Regions from separate parts of the Homo sapiens genome. Here region 1 is linked to region 2. Evidence: read pairs that join two places in POLR2A ChIA-PET (ENCODE). Cell type or tissue: GM12878. All regions are shown on one strand. Links, peaks and the distances in the headings refer to the core of each region. The heading gives the core; the rest is flanking DNA.

Evidence for each region. Peaks named below come from ENCODE experiments on the same cell type or tissue, not always from the same donor. Only the 100,000 strongest peaks of a DNase experiment are listed, where the experiment ranks them.
Region 1: POLR2A ChIA-PET joins it to region 2 with 6 read pairs; 6 of 35 experiments call an interaction of 5 or more read pairs at or near these places.

Annotation. Positions count from the first base shown.
Region 1 is chr1:180,884,336-180,892,777 of GRCh38, forward strand. XPR1 (xenotropic and polytropic retrovirus receptor 1) reads left to right here. Exons shown (of 15, transcript NM_004736.4): 15 at 1-5,944. Among named protein-coding and RNA genes, the nearest start is that of LINC02816, 18 kb to the right of the region's middle. In GM12878, for the core only: no CTCF peak of the experiment used is centred there; a DNase peak (open chromatin) is centred at 4,756; H3K27ac peaks cover 673 bases.
Region 2 is chr1:181,074,581-181,083,022 of GRCh38, forward strand. No RefSeq gene overlaps it. Among named protein-coding and RNA genes, the nearest start is that of IER5, 9.9 kb to the right of the region's middle. RefSeq lists enhancers at 2,894-3,428, 3,429-3,962 and a silencer at 4,972-5,031. In GM12878, for the core only: no CTCF peak of the experiment used is centred there; no DNase peak of the experiment used is centred there; H3K27ac peaks cover 673 bases.

The DNA of each region.
Region 1 (8,442 bases), core at 397-8,396, 190 kb before region 2:
CTTATGGATTGTTTACAATCACAAGGACATAGATACCTATCAGGATGAAGAACAGGCATTGCAAGGACCCTCTGATGGGACGGTACTGAGATATCTCGGCTTCCGCTCAGCCCGGTTTTGACTGGTTGAAACCGGACATTGGTTTTTAAATTTTTTGTCAGTTTATGTGGAGAATTTTTTTCTTTCCTTCATACCCAGCGCAAAGGCACTGGCCGCACTTGCAGGAAAAGTGCAACTTAAAGCAGTACCTTCATTCATGAAGCTACTTTTTAATTTGATGTAACTTTTCTTATTTTGGGAAGGGTTGCTGGGTGGGTGGGAAATATGATGTATTTGTTACACATAGTTTTCTCATTATTTATGAAACTTAACCATACAGAATGATATAACTCCTGTGCAATGAAGGTGATAACAGTAAAAGAAGGCAGGGGAAACTTACGTTGGATGACATTTATGAGGGTCAGTCCCACATACCTCTTTCAGGAGACAACTTGCACCAGTTTGACCTTTTCTTTTCTTTGTTTTTATTTTAAGCCAAAGTTTCATTGCTAACTTCTTAAGTTGCTGCTGCTTTAGAGTCCTGAGCATATCTCTCATAACAAGGAATCCCACACTTCACACCACCGGCTGAATTTCATGGAAGAGGTTCTGATAATTTTTTTAACTTTTTAAGGAACAGATGTGGAATACACTGGCCCATATTTCAACCTTAACAGCTGAAGCTATGCCTTATTATGCATCCACATGTATGGTCCCTGTAGCGTGACCTTTACTAGCTCTGAATCAGAAGACAGAGCTATTTCAGAGGCTCTGTGTGCCCTCACTAGATAGTTTTTCTTCTGGGTTCAACCACTTTAGCCAGAATTTGATCAAATTAAAAGTCTGTCATGGGGAAACTATATTTTTGAGCACATGGAACAAATTATACTTCCTCATTCATATTATGTTGATACAAAAGACCTTGGCAGCCATTTCTCCCAGCAGTTTTAAAGGATGAACATTGGATTTCATGCCATCCCATAGAAAACCTGTTTTAAAATTTTAGGGATCTTTACTTGGTCATACATGAAAAGTACACTGCTTAGAAATTATAGACTATTATGATCTGTCCACAGTGCCCATTGTCACTTCTTTGTCTCATTTCTTCCCTTTGTTCCTTAGTCATCCAAATAAGCCTGAAAACCATAAGAGATATTACTTTATTGAATATGGTTGGCATTAAATTTAGCATTTCATTATCTAACAAAATTAATATAAATTCCAGGACATGGTAAAATGTGTTTTAATAACCCCCAGACCCAAATGAAAATTTCAAAGTCAATACCAGCAGATTCATGAAAGTAAATTTAGTCCTATAATTTTCAGCTTAATTATAAACAAAGGAACAAATAAGTGGAAGGGCAGCTATTACCATTCGCTTAGTCAAAACATTCGGTTACTGCCCTTTAATACACTCCTATCATCAGCACTTCCACCATGTATTACAAGTCTTGACCCATCCCTGTCGTAACTCCAGTAAAAGTTACTGTTACTAGAAAATTTTTATCAATTAACTGACAAATAGTTTCTTTTTAAAGTAGTTTCTTCCATCTTTATTCTGACTAGCTTCCAAAATGTGTTCCCTTTTTGAATCGAGGTTTTTTTGTTTTGTTTTGTTTTCTGAAAAAATCATACAACTTTGTGCTTCTATTGCTTTTTTGTGTTTTGTTAAGCATGTCCCTTGGCCCAAATGGAAGAGGAAATGTTTAATTAATGCTTTTTAGTTTAAATAAATTGAATCATTTATAATAATCAGTGTTAACAATTTAGTGACCCTTGGTAGGTTAAAGGTTGCATTATTTATACTTGAGATTTTTTTCCCCTAACTATTCTGTTTTTTGTACTTTAAAACTATGGGGGAAATATCACTGGTCTGTCAAGAAACAGCAGTAATTATTACTGAGTTAAATTGAAAAGTCCAGTGGACCAGGCATTTCTTATATAAATAAAATTGGTGGTACTAATGTGTATCCAGAGACATTTGAATTATTAACTTTATTCTTTATTAGTGAATCTCTATGATGGCACACATAAAATCTTACAGTTGACTTCTGCTGTTTGAATTCCCCAGTGTTTTTACATTAATGTATCCTATGGCCAGTTTAGTCTTTCTTCAACTGTTACAGTTCTAGGCCCTAATCGGTCTTATTCTTTCACATATGATGCAATGATAGATGTAATCCTTTTCTGAAGTGTTTGTCGGATTGGCATAGTCTATTCAAAAATAAGGCTTATGTAACTTTCAGCTTGCTATGTGACAGAAGTTTAAATGTGTATTTAAGTACACAGCTTTATGTTCCTCTTAAAGCTGTAAAGAGAAAAGAGGACTTTTCCTCATCAAGAGAGCTTGGGAGACAAAGCATACATTTAATTTTTTTCTTTCAAAAAAGGCAATGTGCACTTTCCTCTCCTAAATTTTATATGCCCTAGCAGTTGCGAATGTTGTGTCCACCTTACAATTTGATTGGAGGCTCCCATACACTGAAACTCTCAATAGAATTCTTAAAAATGAACATCAGCTGGGCGCAGTGGCTCACGTCTGTAATCCCAGCACTTTGGGAGGCCAAGGTGGGCAGATCACGAGCTCAGGAGTTCGAGACCAGCCTGACCAACATGGTGAAACCCCGTCTCTACTAAAAATACAAAAATTAGCTGGGCGTGGTGGCGCATGCCTGTAATCCCAGCTACTCAGGAGACTGAGGCAGGAGAATTGCTTAAACCTGGGAAGCAGAGGTTGCAGTGAGACTAGATCATGCCACTGCACTCCACTGCCACTGCCTGGGCAACAGAGCAAGACTCCATCTCAAAAACAAACAAAAAAAATCACAGACTCATTTTAAAGGAGCAGCAACCTAACCAAATACAAACTTCATTTGATTTTAGGTTTAGAAATTCTAGTTTTATTTTGGAGAATCACTCAGTTTTTAATATCAATTAAAATAGTCCTCAAAGGAATGAAGAGGAAGTCTAAATAAATGAATAAAACTCATTTTTCATTTTATGGTAGTATAGAAAGCATTGATGTGTGTAGAGAAATTAAAAGACAAGAGTGGTTTACTGTCTATGCACAAATGAGTGCCTATATTTAAGGCTGCCTATACCATTACAGTGGCGTAATTGGTGATTTCATAGCATACAGAGAAACAATGAAATCAAAGATTAAATCATTAGGTTATGATGGTCATTTGTAAGATTGGAAAGTAGTCAAAAACCCATGTGCAACTTTTTTTCAGCACTCTACCATTAGGCTCCTTAGGCAAGCTGCTTAACTTCCGTCAGAAGCAAAGGTGTGGGAGAACACCATTCACCTCAGTAGTAACTTATAAAAACCGTTTAAAGAAGGAAAATGGGCCCCAGCCCCTAGGATCCCTGACTTCCTGATATTCTAAACATGAGAGTTCTGTGACTTTAACTGAGCTCTTTACCAGAAGTAACGTGTTGATGTATATTATCTTTCCACCATGCTTTGACCAAAGTACATTCACAGTAACTAGAGAAAGCAGATCATCCATTTCTGGATAGGTGAACTACGGCAAGGTAAGAACAGAAAAAAGTAAAGTAGTATTGAGTCATGCAGGTATCAGATTAACAGACATTCATTGAAGATAAGTGAAATAACTTTGGAGATAGCAGAGAAGAGCAAGAAGATGTTGGACGTTGGCAGTAAGCCGCAGCAAGGCAGTTAGGAAAGTACGTGAGCCTGATGACGCGAAGGTGATGCCTCCATCTGTCCGCTTAGTGGTTATTAAATTGCTGGGAAAGACCTGCCTTTATTTTCCTATCATCTTTTCCCCATTACTTTGCATTATTCAGGAAATAATTATTTATTCCCAAATGCAGTTTTCTAAGCAGTGACCACAAAAATTTCTTATTCTAAGGAAAATAATTAAGAAAATAACCCTATCTGTGGCATTGTTTTAAAATGTGGGATACAAATCTGGTAAGCAGATTTCAGGTCATTATTGTTTTCTTTTAATGGTTTACATGAAATTTTCCTCTCAAAAAACAAGTACCTCTTACTGTATAACATTTGAGTTTTTAAAATTGAGATAGCTTCTGAGAGAAAAAAAGAAAGTTGAATTTGTAGCTCTCTCAACTACAAAATCACCACACTTTTCTCAAATCTAATAGGAATTCAGTGTCATTACAGATACGGTCTCTAGTGACCAGGTGAAGACAATTGAAGCTTTGGTAGAACTTCTGCAAAAGTTAGGTAAAGAAGAATAAATCCAATTTATCAGCTTTGTTCATATTCTTTTTCTGAGTGATCTAAATTTTTCTTGCTTGTGATCATTAGCTAAGACAAGGAGTGTTAAAGGTTTTCTAAATGCAAACACATACGTTTCTGCATTTCAGAAGTCAGTCTTGATAGTAAATCCTACAAACTCTCAACTTTCTGCATTGTATTTTAAGTCTATACAATGTTAGAGCACATGGTAATGTGGGACAGAGTTGATTATATGATAGCATGAGAAATTTGCACTGGTTGGTGTTACAAACCAATGATCTAACCAGCATACTCTCCAAATATGAAAAAGTAAAAACATCTCATTAGGTTTGGAAGAGCCTAAGGTAGTCCATACAGGAAGTTTGCCTGAGAACAGAGAGGAGCCTGTTGATTGGCATGGCTCATGATGCCTTTCTTGTATGAATTATCAAAACTGATACTGAGTTGCCCCTAGAAAACAGCCTTCCAGAATATGTTTGCTTATTTATGGTGGAAGAGGAAGTGAGAACAAGATGAGAGTTTCCCTTAAAGTGAGGAGAATCATTATACAACTTTGCAACTGAAGTATGTTTCCTTGTAGCAAACCTTTGGTTTATTTTATCGTCAAATCAAAGCCACCCTCAGTTTTTTGTATGGTGCCATCAACCTAAGGAGGACAATCAAATAACCTATTGTTTGCCTTGGATTCAGTATATCTACTAAGTACACAGTCTCGTATACCTTCAAACCAGTTACTTGACTAAACTTCCACCATATTACCTTAGTTCTTCCTATGCCCTTTCCTCTGTGCCACCACAAATCAGAGGGAAAGACTGCAGTACTTCTAGAAAGTTGTGGACTTCTAAGAAAGAGCCAGGCTTCCATCTCACTATCCCTTGATCATTATCTCTGAAGTCCCTACCTGCACTTCCCTGATTGCCCTGTAGCAACACCAGCATGGTGGGAATTGGAGGGAAAGATTGTGGAAAATCCCTAAAGGGTCATTGTTCATGACGTTATTTTGAATTGTAAAATTGTGAGCCACTCACATTTCAATTACAAAAAGAACAGAACTCTTAATCACGTTGTGAAGATTAATTTCTTGCCATTTTCTGGATTAGCACAGAAGCTTGTATCAATGAAGAGTATTTAGGAGGGGAATAGGGGGAAAATTGTATTTTTCTGTTCAAACTCTCTCCTTCTATTTGTGTTTCCTTCACCCCTCTCCCTCCACCACACTGTGTTGGTCAAATGATACTATTCTATGAAACCCTGAGCTATAGTTGTCAAAAGTAACTATGGATTGTGATTAGTCCTCTGTGGGTGCTTCCTTCCCTCTTTTTTCTCCCTCACTCTCTTTCTCAGTCTCCACTCTGGTAAATGGAAAAGGTGATGTCGAAGAATTGATGCTTGCTTGGACTCATGTTGTATCTGTGACTATGCTATTAGCTGTCTCCTTTTTCCTTCCTATATGGGTAGAATTCTTATGACTTATGAAGTTCCCTTCTTGATAAGTAGGTTAAATGCACAATGTGGTACTGTTTTATAGTTTCTAGATGGTTGTATAAAGCAAAAAGTTAATGTGGTTATGTGTTTTTAAAGAAAATAAGTGATTGGTCACTAAACTCTGTCCTTTTTTCATTATTACAATTTCTCTCTGTTTTCCAACAGTTTGCTGACTCCTTTGTCACTGGTGAATGGTTTGTGTGACTGTTTTTCTCTCTTGGTTTCTTGAATTCCTGAACATAGTTCCCCTTAGGACTAATTTTCATATGGGGTTAGGGCAAACAGACTACAGTGGTGAAATTTTTAAACTATCCTACTAAGTTAAAAGAAGTTTAAATGGCTTTTATCTTCAGGTAATATGTGAGGTGTGACTCTAAAGCAATGGGATTGTTGTAACAAATCTTTCTTTTACTCGCACAAAGAATCTCAAATATTACAAATATGAGGTGAAATGATGTGTCCAATTACATTTTGGAGAGGTGGACACTGCTATCACTGCATACCCATGCCCTGTGAGGGAACATAGGACTTTTCTGCAGAATTCCTGGACTAATTATTATTCCTTATATATATCTAGGAAAGATTACAAAATTAACTGACCCTAAGATGAATATACCCACAATGCAAAGGGAAAAATAATTTATTGACTAAAGCATCAAAGCCTTTCATCTTACTTTGGTGCCACAAACTCTGTTATTACTATATTTCTGTGTAGGCTAAATCAGAATATGATAATATGGAGTTTCCAGGCCAAAGTCAAAGATAGGATATGAATATATAAGAATCACTAGATACTCAACACCACTTTTACAATTTGATAATACATACTCAACATTTGTATGCCTATAGTATTTTATATTTTTCCAAATATGTAGCATCTCAGAAATATGTAGATTAATGAGTCATCTCAGTTTGTTGAAGAGACAAAGACCTCACTAGAGCAGCAGTCCACAATCCCCGGTGGTTCTAGGAAGCCACTCTGTCTTGTATCCATCCTAGACATATCCAGAAGAATCCTTAGAGTTTTAGTGACCTGCATCTTTATATGGATAACTTTTAGTCGATATTTTTTAAGGTTATGGGAATAATGACCTATTTTATACTTTATTTCTTAAGAGATGGGGTCTTTTTCTATGTTGCCCAGGCTGGCCTCAAACTCCTGGGCACAAGTGATCCCCAAATAGCTGGGAGTACAGGCATGCACCACCATGCCTGGCTTATACTTTTTGATTGACTTCTTTTTCTAGTGTCCCACCTTTTCCCTTAGAAGAATTGTGGAGTTCCTGTATTCTTAAAAATTAATATGTGTTTATTGAGTATGTGTTAATCCTATCATATGCTAGGCATTACTTTAATACTTTTAGTTGAAGTTGGTTTTATTATCGTTAGTTTTATGGAGACAAGAAGGGAAAGGTGATAAAATTATTTCTAAACTACATACTTATCTGAAACCACTGCCAGAAAAGCTAGACCGTCCTCTTACTAGGTATCACTGCCTCAGGGTAATCTGAATTTTCTATCTCAAGTTAGAGATTACTCTTCACCCCTTCCCAAGCAGATATTAAAGTCTCTTATTCTGTTTTTTTCCTTTAAAAAGTATCAGATCTGTCAAGAGTTGTTTCTTCAGAATCTTCTATTGCCAAAAACTGTTCTTATAATCTATTTTATCATTCACTCACTTTGTCACTGATTAACATATTAGCACCAAAGTTCAACCAATGCTTACCTTTATAAAATGAAAATTTCCCCTTATTTAAATAAATTTTATATTAATTGCTTAGCTGAATGGGAATGATAGTAATAGTATTCTGCCTTGCTCTACCTAGAGCACACCTATGGCTTCCATTCTACCTATGTGAATAATCAAAGTCAAGGTATGATATTTGGCGATACATGTACTATGCTACTCTGCTTCCTTATGGTCAGTTTCTAGGTTAAGGAGAAAACCAAGTAACTCAAGAGAACAGGCAGGTAACAGAAGAGAACCAAGGAGAAGCATATTAATACTAATTCCCAAACCCTCTCCCCTTTTACTAAATTTCAAATTATCATGTATTCTAAATATCACAATATTTTATGTTGTGTGGTTGAAGTAAACAAATTTGCTTATTTGTGGTTACTCAAAGCCTGTCTTCTGACTAGATGGGCCAATACAGTTTTTAAAGTTCAGTTAATCAGGGCTTTTGTATCCCTTTGGCAAGGAAATACACAAGATAATTTAGAAACATCAGTTCTTCAAATATTATTCCTGTCGACTGTTGGATTTAAACTTTTTTTCTACACTTTCATAGATACCGTAGGAAATTTTAGCCCCTCCCTAGGCAGCCGTGGTCAAAAGACTTGCCGGGCTGGATGTGTGCCTGCTGCTAGCTATTGACCGTCCATGAGGACATAGCCTGGTTTCCTTCTGTGGCAATGCCCTAGTCTTAACCAGCCTGCAACCCTAATAGGAACACAGTTCAGAGGAAAGGAGACATCCTTTTTCCAAAGGTGCTCCACTGTCAGCAGGAGGTCACACAAAATCATATTGACTAAATGTTTTAATGCCTGGTAAATAGTTGGGGCCTAAGGAATATTTGTTAAACTGAAAGGTAACTTCAGGAGTCTATCAGTAGATGAGCTGCTGAGTAAATTTAGGAGGTTATCAGCTTTTTTGATCAACTGCTGCCTCTAACTGGTGCTTCATCACT
Region 2 (8,442 bases), core at 242-8,241:
TGAGGCAGGTGGATCGCTTAAGGCCAGGAGTTCAAGACCAGCCTGGCCAACATGGTGAAACCCCATCTCTACCAAAAATATAAAAATTAGCCGGCCATGGTGGCACATGCCTGTAGTCCCAGCTACTCAGGAGGCTGAGGCATGAGAATCACTTGAACCCAGGAGGCAGAGGTTGCAGTGAGCCAAAATGGCATCACTGCACTCCAGCCTGGGCGACAGAGCCAGACTCTGTCTCAAAAGAAAAAAAGATCTGGTTGTTTAAAAGTGTGTAGCTCCTCCCTCTGCTCTTTCTTCCTCCTTCTCTAGCCATGTAAGACATGCCTGCTTCCCCTTCACCTTCCGCCATGATTATAAGTTTCCTGAGGACTCCCCAGCCATGCTTCCTGTACAGCCTGTGGAAATGAGTCAATTAAACCTCTTTTCTTTATAAATTACCAAGTCTCAGGTAGTTCTTTATAGCAATGCGAGAATGGACTAATACAATAAGGTACATGGAAAAATCCATGGAGGTAATGAGCTCCAACTGAAGAACTGGCAGATCACTTTGGAGTAAAGACGGTATCTTAACAGTGAGCAGACCAGCCCAGTTGCTCACACCTGTAATCCCAGCACATTGGGAGGCTGAAGCAGGAGGATCCCTTGAGCCCAGGATTTCAAGACCAGCATAGGGAACACAGACTCCTGCCTCCAGAATTTTTTTTTTTAATTAGCCAGGCATGGTAGCACATGCCTGTGTCTCAGCTACCCAGGAGGCTGAGGCAGAGGATCATTTGAGCCAGAGAGGTCGAGGCTGCAGTGAGCTATGATCGTGCCACTGCACTCCAACTGGGCAACAGAGTAAGACACTGTCTCAAAAAAGAAAAGAAAAGAGAACTGTGAGCACCCCCTTCTCCTTTGAGAGAGAGGGTATGGGTGTGTGGAGATGAGGACACGGCATCCTTCAGCGTCCCTGGATGCCATTTCTGGCACAGCTGGCAGGGTTGGAATGCTGCTCACCTCTCATTGTGTGCTTCCAGAAGAGATGAGGAACCATGACAATACCCAGACCAGCCACAGGTTTTCTGAACAGAAAAGAAAGAACCAAGCTCAGTATTTCAGACATATATTTACAACCTTATCTTTTCTTAATCTAAAATGTTCCTGAAGAAGGACTTTTGAACCAAGACTCTCAGTTTGCAATACAACCTGATTTTGTAAACAAAAAACAAAAAACAAAAACCTCCAGAAATGCTCAGGATATTAAGTGACACAGAACTACAAAGAATAGTCTGTAGAATTAATGTGCTAATGAGGTACTGACACAGCTTTGCTCAGGATTAACACATTCAGGAGCCAACCAATTAACTGTCCTTTCTAATACCTCCCAGGCAAATTTCTGCGTTCAAAACTTGGTACGGCTCCTGGCCTATGTAAATCTCAGCTCCCATACACATTTTTTTTTTTTTTTTTCTGGGCTTGACTTGTGTAGGGGGCAGGTTGGGTAAATGAATAATCTTAAAGCTAGCTGAGTGGCACATCCCAGATTGAGTTCTTGTGTCATTACACTGAATGTTGGTTATATACCTGCACAATCATGCATTTCCTTAGCATCACCTCATTCCTTCGTGGATTCACACAGCCTTTCCCTGACCCTGCTCTGGGTCAGAGCAGAAGCCATGTTCGCTGGGCTTCTATTTTGCCAACTGTTCGTTGCTGACCTTCCTCCCTACTTAATATCCATGTATCATGCAGAGTCCTTGCCAAAGTAAAAAGAAGGTAAGCATCTCTGGATCCAAACGTCTAACAGTTGAGTCAGCCACAGACACTTTTAAAGGAGGATCTTTTGGAAATATCACACCACATATATATTTCTATTCCTCTCTCCTTATTTTAAGAGCCCTTCCAAGGTCTCCAAAAATATCTCTTCTCTTCATGAGGTTTTTTTCTTCTTTAAGATGTTTCAGAGTCAAGACTGGGAAAGACAATGTCGTAAAACGTTTTATATTTGCATCACTATACAGAGCTCCTCCATTCCCTTTTCTGGAAACCTCCTTCTGAAGGGACAATAGCTGGTTTTCTTCTCTAAATCATTAATTCAACAAATGTGCACTGAGAGTAACCCTGTGCATGCCATCTATTGCGCTAGGTGCTGAAGAGGAGATACGAGGAGCAAGTCCTGTTGGAACATCAAAGTTAACAGGATTTCTCCATTTTGCCTACCTGTCAGAAGAAAGCTTGCCAATTTTATACTTCCTTTTCTGGCTATTGGGTGAAAAGGAGATGATTTATGAGTATTCCAAATGTCTTCCTCCTCTATCTAATTTCTCCATCCGTTCATCCATCCACTCACCCCAACACTTTAAAGGGCCCTTCCAACTTCAGTGCTTCCTTTGGACCAAGTACTATGCTAGGCACTGAGGATACACACAGGGCAAGACCTGCCCTCTGCCCCCAGGGAAGTCCCAGTCCAGAGGGACACAGTTGTATGATCAAGACACAGTTGTATGATTCACGTAGGAACTAGAATGTCATTGCTAGAGTAGAGGTATGCACACAATGCTAAGGAATCAAGATCGTAGTTTTGAGCAGCTGAGGCTGATTGTGGATTCATTCATAAAACAGATTTCTTTTTGTTGTTGTTGTTGATGGCTGCTTTAATTCCCTTTAGGTATATTGCAAGGAAATTTAGAAACAGCAAAATCCAGATTCCAATTTGATATGTATAATCTGTTGATACTTTGGGGGCACGGTTTGGTCCTTCCATTTCTCCATGGTCCTTCTTCACCTGCGGCTCTGGACCTTCTCAAAGGCGTGCTGTGGGTCTGTTCCCCTCGTTCAGCTCATTGTGTGCTTTCCCTTCCCATCCACATCCCCAGTCATGATAGGAGACATTTCAGGACCCACAGAGCCTGGGCTGGCAGTACCAGTTGACAAGGAGGAGTGTGAGAGGGAGTCTTTCATAGACAATGAAGAGGAAGAAGTAAAAGTGGCAGGCGAGGAGAGCAGAAAAAGGAGAGAAGGAAACAGGGAGGAAGGACAAAGCCGACAATGAAGGAGAGGCGGCTGCAGCAGCAGTCTTGGTTCTAACCAGATCTCTTCAAGACCTGATGCTGAGCAATTTCTGTAACTGAGAATCAGGCTTATAGAAGGGCTGGCTGCAACAGTCCTTCCAAATATGGGGGCAAGGTGAAGCAGAATTGCAGGAATACCGAAGATCTGACTCACTTGCTGAGCGACATCTTAAAGGACGATTTCGCTTCAAAATTATGAAGTCAGGGGAAAGAAAACTCTCTCAGGATCCATCATGTGTTGCTTTTGGAAATTATTATTTTGGAGCACAAGCTGTTTCCTGTCTTTAAAGCCTATTATCTATTTCCCTTCCAGGTGGAGGTTGGGCTGCCTGCTAATTTAATCCCCTGGGCTTCCCCCTCTGCCTTCAAGATCTCACAGACGTTCAGGCTTCATAAAGAGGGCACTTTTGTGTCTTCCTCCCCTGAAGGCCTCCATCTACCATGGCAGCAAAGGAGCTGCTATTTTGGGAAACAGCAGCAGAGTTGGGAGGGTTGTTAATTGTTTGTCAAACCCTTCCATGGGGGGGCAAGAAAAAGAGCAGAGCAGTGCCCTTGCCTTCACTCTATTTCACTCTTGCATCTGTGAGAAGGGAGGGGAAAAGAGGACTCCTTGTCCTTTTCAGGCACAGGCACCCAAACTAATTAAAAAAAAAACAAAATTCATTCTTCTATCCAATGGAAAGACATAAACAAACATAATATTGTCCAAGAAGCCAATCAAAATAGTTTAAAAATCATTTATAACCTCAAAAACAAAACAAAAACAGCCAAGCAAAAACCCTTCATAACAGAAATGAAACACCAGGGGTTTTGCCGTCCATTCTGATCAAACCACCGCAGCCAAACTGACTAAGCAGATCCCCAAGCCCCGCCAACACCCCACTGACACACATGAAAACAATTCTAGCCAGGCACACTAACGGGATAATTCACCATGACACACACTCACCCCATCACAGCACAGACAAGTTCAAAATCAAACAGAAAAAGTCCCAGACTAAGAAAAAGCTACTCGGGACTGTGACCTCAGAGGCCCCCATGTGATTCTAAGACTTTCCAAGAGTTAGGTGAGCCCCTGAAGGAAATGGGTGGGAAGGGGCAAAGACCGGGAACCCAAATCTTATGCTTCTTTTTTTTTGAGACAGGGTCTCGCTCTGTTGCCCAGGCTGGAGTGTAGTGATGTGATCTGGGCTCACTGAAACCTCTGCCTCCCAGGTTCAAGCAATTCTTGTGACTCAGCCTCCAGAGTAACTGGGATTACAGGCATGCGCCACCACACCCGGCTAAGTTTTGTATTTTTAGTAGAGACGGGGTTTCACCATGTTGGCCAGGCTGATCTCAAACTCCTGGGCTCAAGTGATGTGCCTGCCTTGGCCTCCCAAAGTGCTGGGATTATAGGTGTAAGCCACCGCACAGGCCAAAATCTTATGCTTCTTAATAGGGCAACACCACCAATCACTTTATAACTACTTGGTTTTCTTCCTAGACCAATGCTCATGTGGAAGCATGGCTAATCCTACTTGACATTTTTTTTTTTTGAGACGGAATTTCACCCTTGTTGCCCAGGCTGGAGTACAGTGGTGCGATCTCCGCTCACTGCAACCTCTGCCTTCCAGGTTCAAGCAATTCTCCTGCCTCAGCCTCCCAAATAGCTGGGAATACAGGTATGAGCCACTGTGCCCAGCTACATTTTTTTTTAATACAATGATCTTTCAGCATTTTCAGGAAACTCCAAATGGAATGATCTCTTATTAATAGAGGAGTTGGGCTCAGAGAACTATGTAAGTGATAATGATAAAGGGAAGGATATGAGAGAATGCCTATTTTACATTTTTCCTCAAAAGAGCTCAGACTGCCTTATAAACACAAATCTACTAATCCGCCACACACTAGCTCCTGGTTAGCCAGCAGATCTGAAACTTCCTTTTGCACTGGAGGATGTGTTTGTATAAATACTTACTCAGAATTTGCTTAGTCAAAATGAGCATACGATGGGTTAGTGATTTAGGGTTTTTGAATTGAATGAACATTCATGTTAGAATTTAGATCAGCTGTGTTGATCTAAAGTGAACTTGACTAATGAATTAGAATATGTTCTATTAGCCACTACAGTTAGAATAGGAGGAGGGGGAAGGGGGCAAGATTTTCTTATTGGCTGAAAGAAATATATAGGTGGTCCCTAAATGAGCTGCTGATACCCTGCAAGGTTTTCAGTGCATCAGTAATCCACAATAAACGTTTAATCAGAACAGAGTGGGCAAGCAATTAGCTCAGTGATAAAAATCACACATTTGTAAACACCATGGCAGGAAAAGGAAACTGTTTAAAATCAACTTATTTTTTGTGAAAAATAGCTTTTATAGGGAAATGGTATAATGTAGAATCATGAAAAATTACGAGCTAGGCTAAGATAAAATGTATTTGCAGTAATATTTGGTTAATCTACCACTAGAATAATTTATGTCAAGTACCTTTTTTATCCTCTAGTTGGCTGCGTTTAAATATTCTGGCCTCAAATTTTAGGAACCCATTAATTAATCCATTTATTCAATAGTCATTCATCCCCTGATACAAACATAGCAATATTCAGGGTGCTGGTTACAGGGAGCGCAGGATGCAAAAAAGTGTAATGGAGCATCTCCCAGCACTTTTTTTATTTATTTTTCGAGACAGAGTCTTGCTCTGTAGCCCAGGCTGGAGTGCAGTGGTGTGATCTTGACCCCACCTCTCCAGTTCAAACGATTCTTGTGCCTCAGCCTCCCGAGTGAGTAGCTGGGATTACCAGCATGTGTCACCACACCCGGCTAATTTTTGTAATTTTAGTAGAGACGGGGTTTCACCACGTTGGCCAGGCTGGCCTTGAACTCCTGACCTCAGGTGATCTGCCCGCCTTGGCCTCCCAAAGTGCTGTCTCCGAGCACTTAATGCTATTTGGAAATGAGAACTATATCCACATAAAAGTTAAGTAATATGAGTAAACAAAATATAATACAAAACAGAAATATAAGGGATACCACAAGATAGTGAGTGCTACTGTGGTTTTAAGTAACAAACAACTGTTGGATTATGAGAGAGAGAGTGTGTGTGTGAGCACACAATAAGCATCAATGGGCACAGAAGACTTCCTGGAGGAAGTGATGTGCAGAATTTGGGCGGGAGGGAAGATGATTTCTTCTTTAAGAAACTAGATGAGATATATACTTTTTTTTTTCTTTTTTTGAGACAGAGTGTCGCTCTTGTTGCCCAAGCTGGAGTGCAATGGCGTGATCTGGGCTTACTGCAACCTCTGCCTCCTGGGTTCAAGCGATTTGCTTCTGGAGCAGCTGGGATTACAGGCACGCACCACCACGCCTAGCTAATTTTTGTATTTTTAGTAGAGACAGGGTTTCACCATGTTGGTCAGGCTGGTCTCGAACTCCTGAGCTCAGGTGATCCACCCGCCTCAGCCTCCCAAAGTGCTGGGATTACAGGTCTGAGCCACCGCACTCGGCCAAGATATATACTTTTGATTAGATCTGTCTAGCTGAGAAAGAGGGCATTTATGTTGTTCAGGATAGTAGAAAGGTTGGAAAGATTAGCCTAGGTTCATAGAATCATAGAATTTTGGACCTAAAATGATTCTAAAACAATCAGCTAGGACACCAGTTCTCAAATGTGGATGCACGTTGTAATTACTCACGGAGCTTTTAAAAATTTCAGTGCTGGGTTTCACCCCAGAGACTGATTTAACTGATCTGGGTGAGGCCTGGGTGTCTGGAAGTTTAAAAGTTCCCCAGGTGATTCTAACGTACAGCCTTAGTTTGAGGTCTACTGATTTAGTCCAACTCCCCAGTTTTATGAGAAAAGGACCACCTTCAAATTTGCTGACACACAGCTGGTAAGAGCTGCCAGGACACCCAATGAGCCCCAGCTCTATGCACCACTCTCGGTTGTTTGTCTTTGACAATGTATTGTGTAGTACTCTGGAGACCACGCCAGAGAATTGGATTTTTGCCATAAAAGGTCATGGGAAGCCACTGAGGGTTTTTGTGCAGGAAAATGGCACATTAAAAACAAATGGTCCTGCAACTTCTAGAAAGACATCAGAATTGAAAGGAATAAATGCACCCTAACAACCCAGGGGATTGATGTTATCCATGTAAATACTCCTCTGAAATTTAAGTTTTCATGTTTATATTTTGAATTAAAAACTAATATTGTGATAATTTCTATGTCATGGCATTCAAATAAGGAGAACTGTGCTCCTCGAACTTGTGGTTGTCTGTTTAGAAAGAACTTTCTTCTGGCCAATTAGTTCTGTTGTTTACATTTTTCTTTGATTTTCTCCTTAACTCTACAACTATCTAAGTGTTTTATGTTTCATTTCTTTTAAAATTTATCTTTTCTGTCCTTTCCCTCTTCCCCAATCAAGGACATTTGTTAATTGCCCACAATATGCTCATGCATATTTATATGTCTACACCTCCCTCTCCCCTTATTGTCCCCAGGGCAGTATTGTCCAATAGAAATATAATTTGAGCCACATATGTAAAATTTTATAAACAGATTAAATTAATATTAATAATCTATTTTATTTAACCCAATATATCTAAATTATATAATTTCAACATATAGCCATTATAAAAATACAAATGAGATATTTTACATTCTCTTTTTCATCCTATGTCTTTGAAACCTGCTGTGTATTTTACGGTTACAGCACATATCAACTGAGATGCTAGATTTTCAAAATTCAAAAACATGACACAATAAGATTGGGTTTCAGGGAACACGTATTCTGCTTCAATTTTTAAATTTAAATGGATTAAAATTACATAAAACGTAAAATGCAGTTCCTCAGTTGTACTTAACACATTTCATGTGCTCACTAGCCACATGTGGCTAGTAGCCAATGTAGTGAACAGCACAGGTCTAGGGTTTTATATGGTGGTGTTTTCTCATTCTGCAGCTTGATAGGATCCTAGGCTCATTTTAATGAGTTTGATTGCTCTACCCTTATTGAAGAATCTGTTTTCCTTAGGAGTCTTAAAGGAGACAGAATCTGAAAAAGTTGATCATAAAAACAATTTAAGGTTCTCTAGTGGCCGGTGCAGTGGCTCACGCCTGTAATCCTAGCATTTTGGGAGGCTAAGGCAGGCAGATCACTTGAGGTCGGGAATTCAAGACCAGCTTGGCCAACATGGTGAAACCCTATCTCTACTAAAAATACAAAAAAATTAACCAGGTGTGGTGGCGCACGCCTGTAATCCCAGGGAGGCTAAGACACAAGAATCTCTTGAACCCAGGACGCAGAGGTTGCAGTAAGCTGAGATCCCACCACTGTACTCCAGCCTGGGTGACAGAGCAAGACTCTGTCTAAAAAACAAAAACAAAAACAAAACAAAAACCAAAA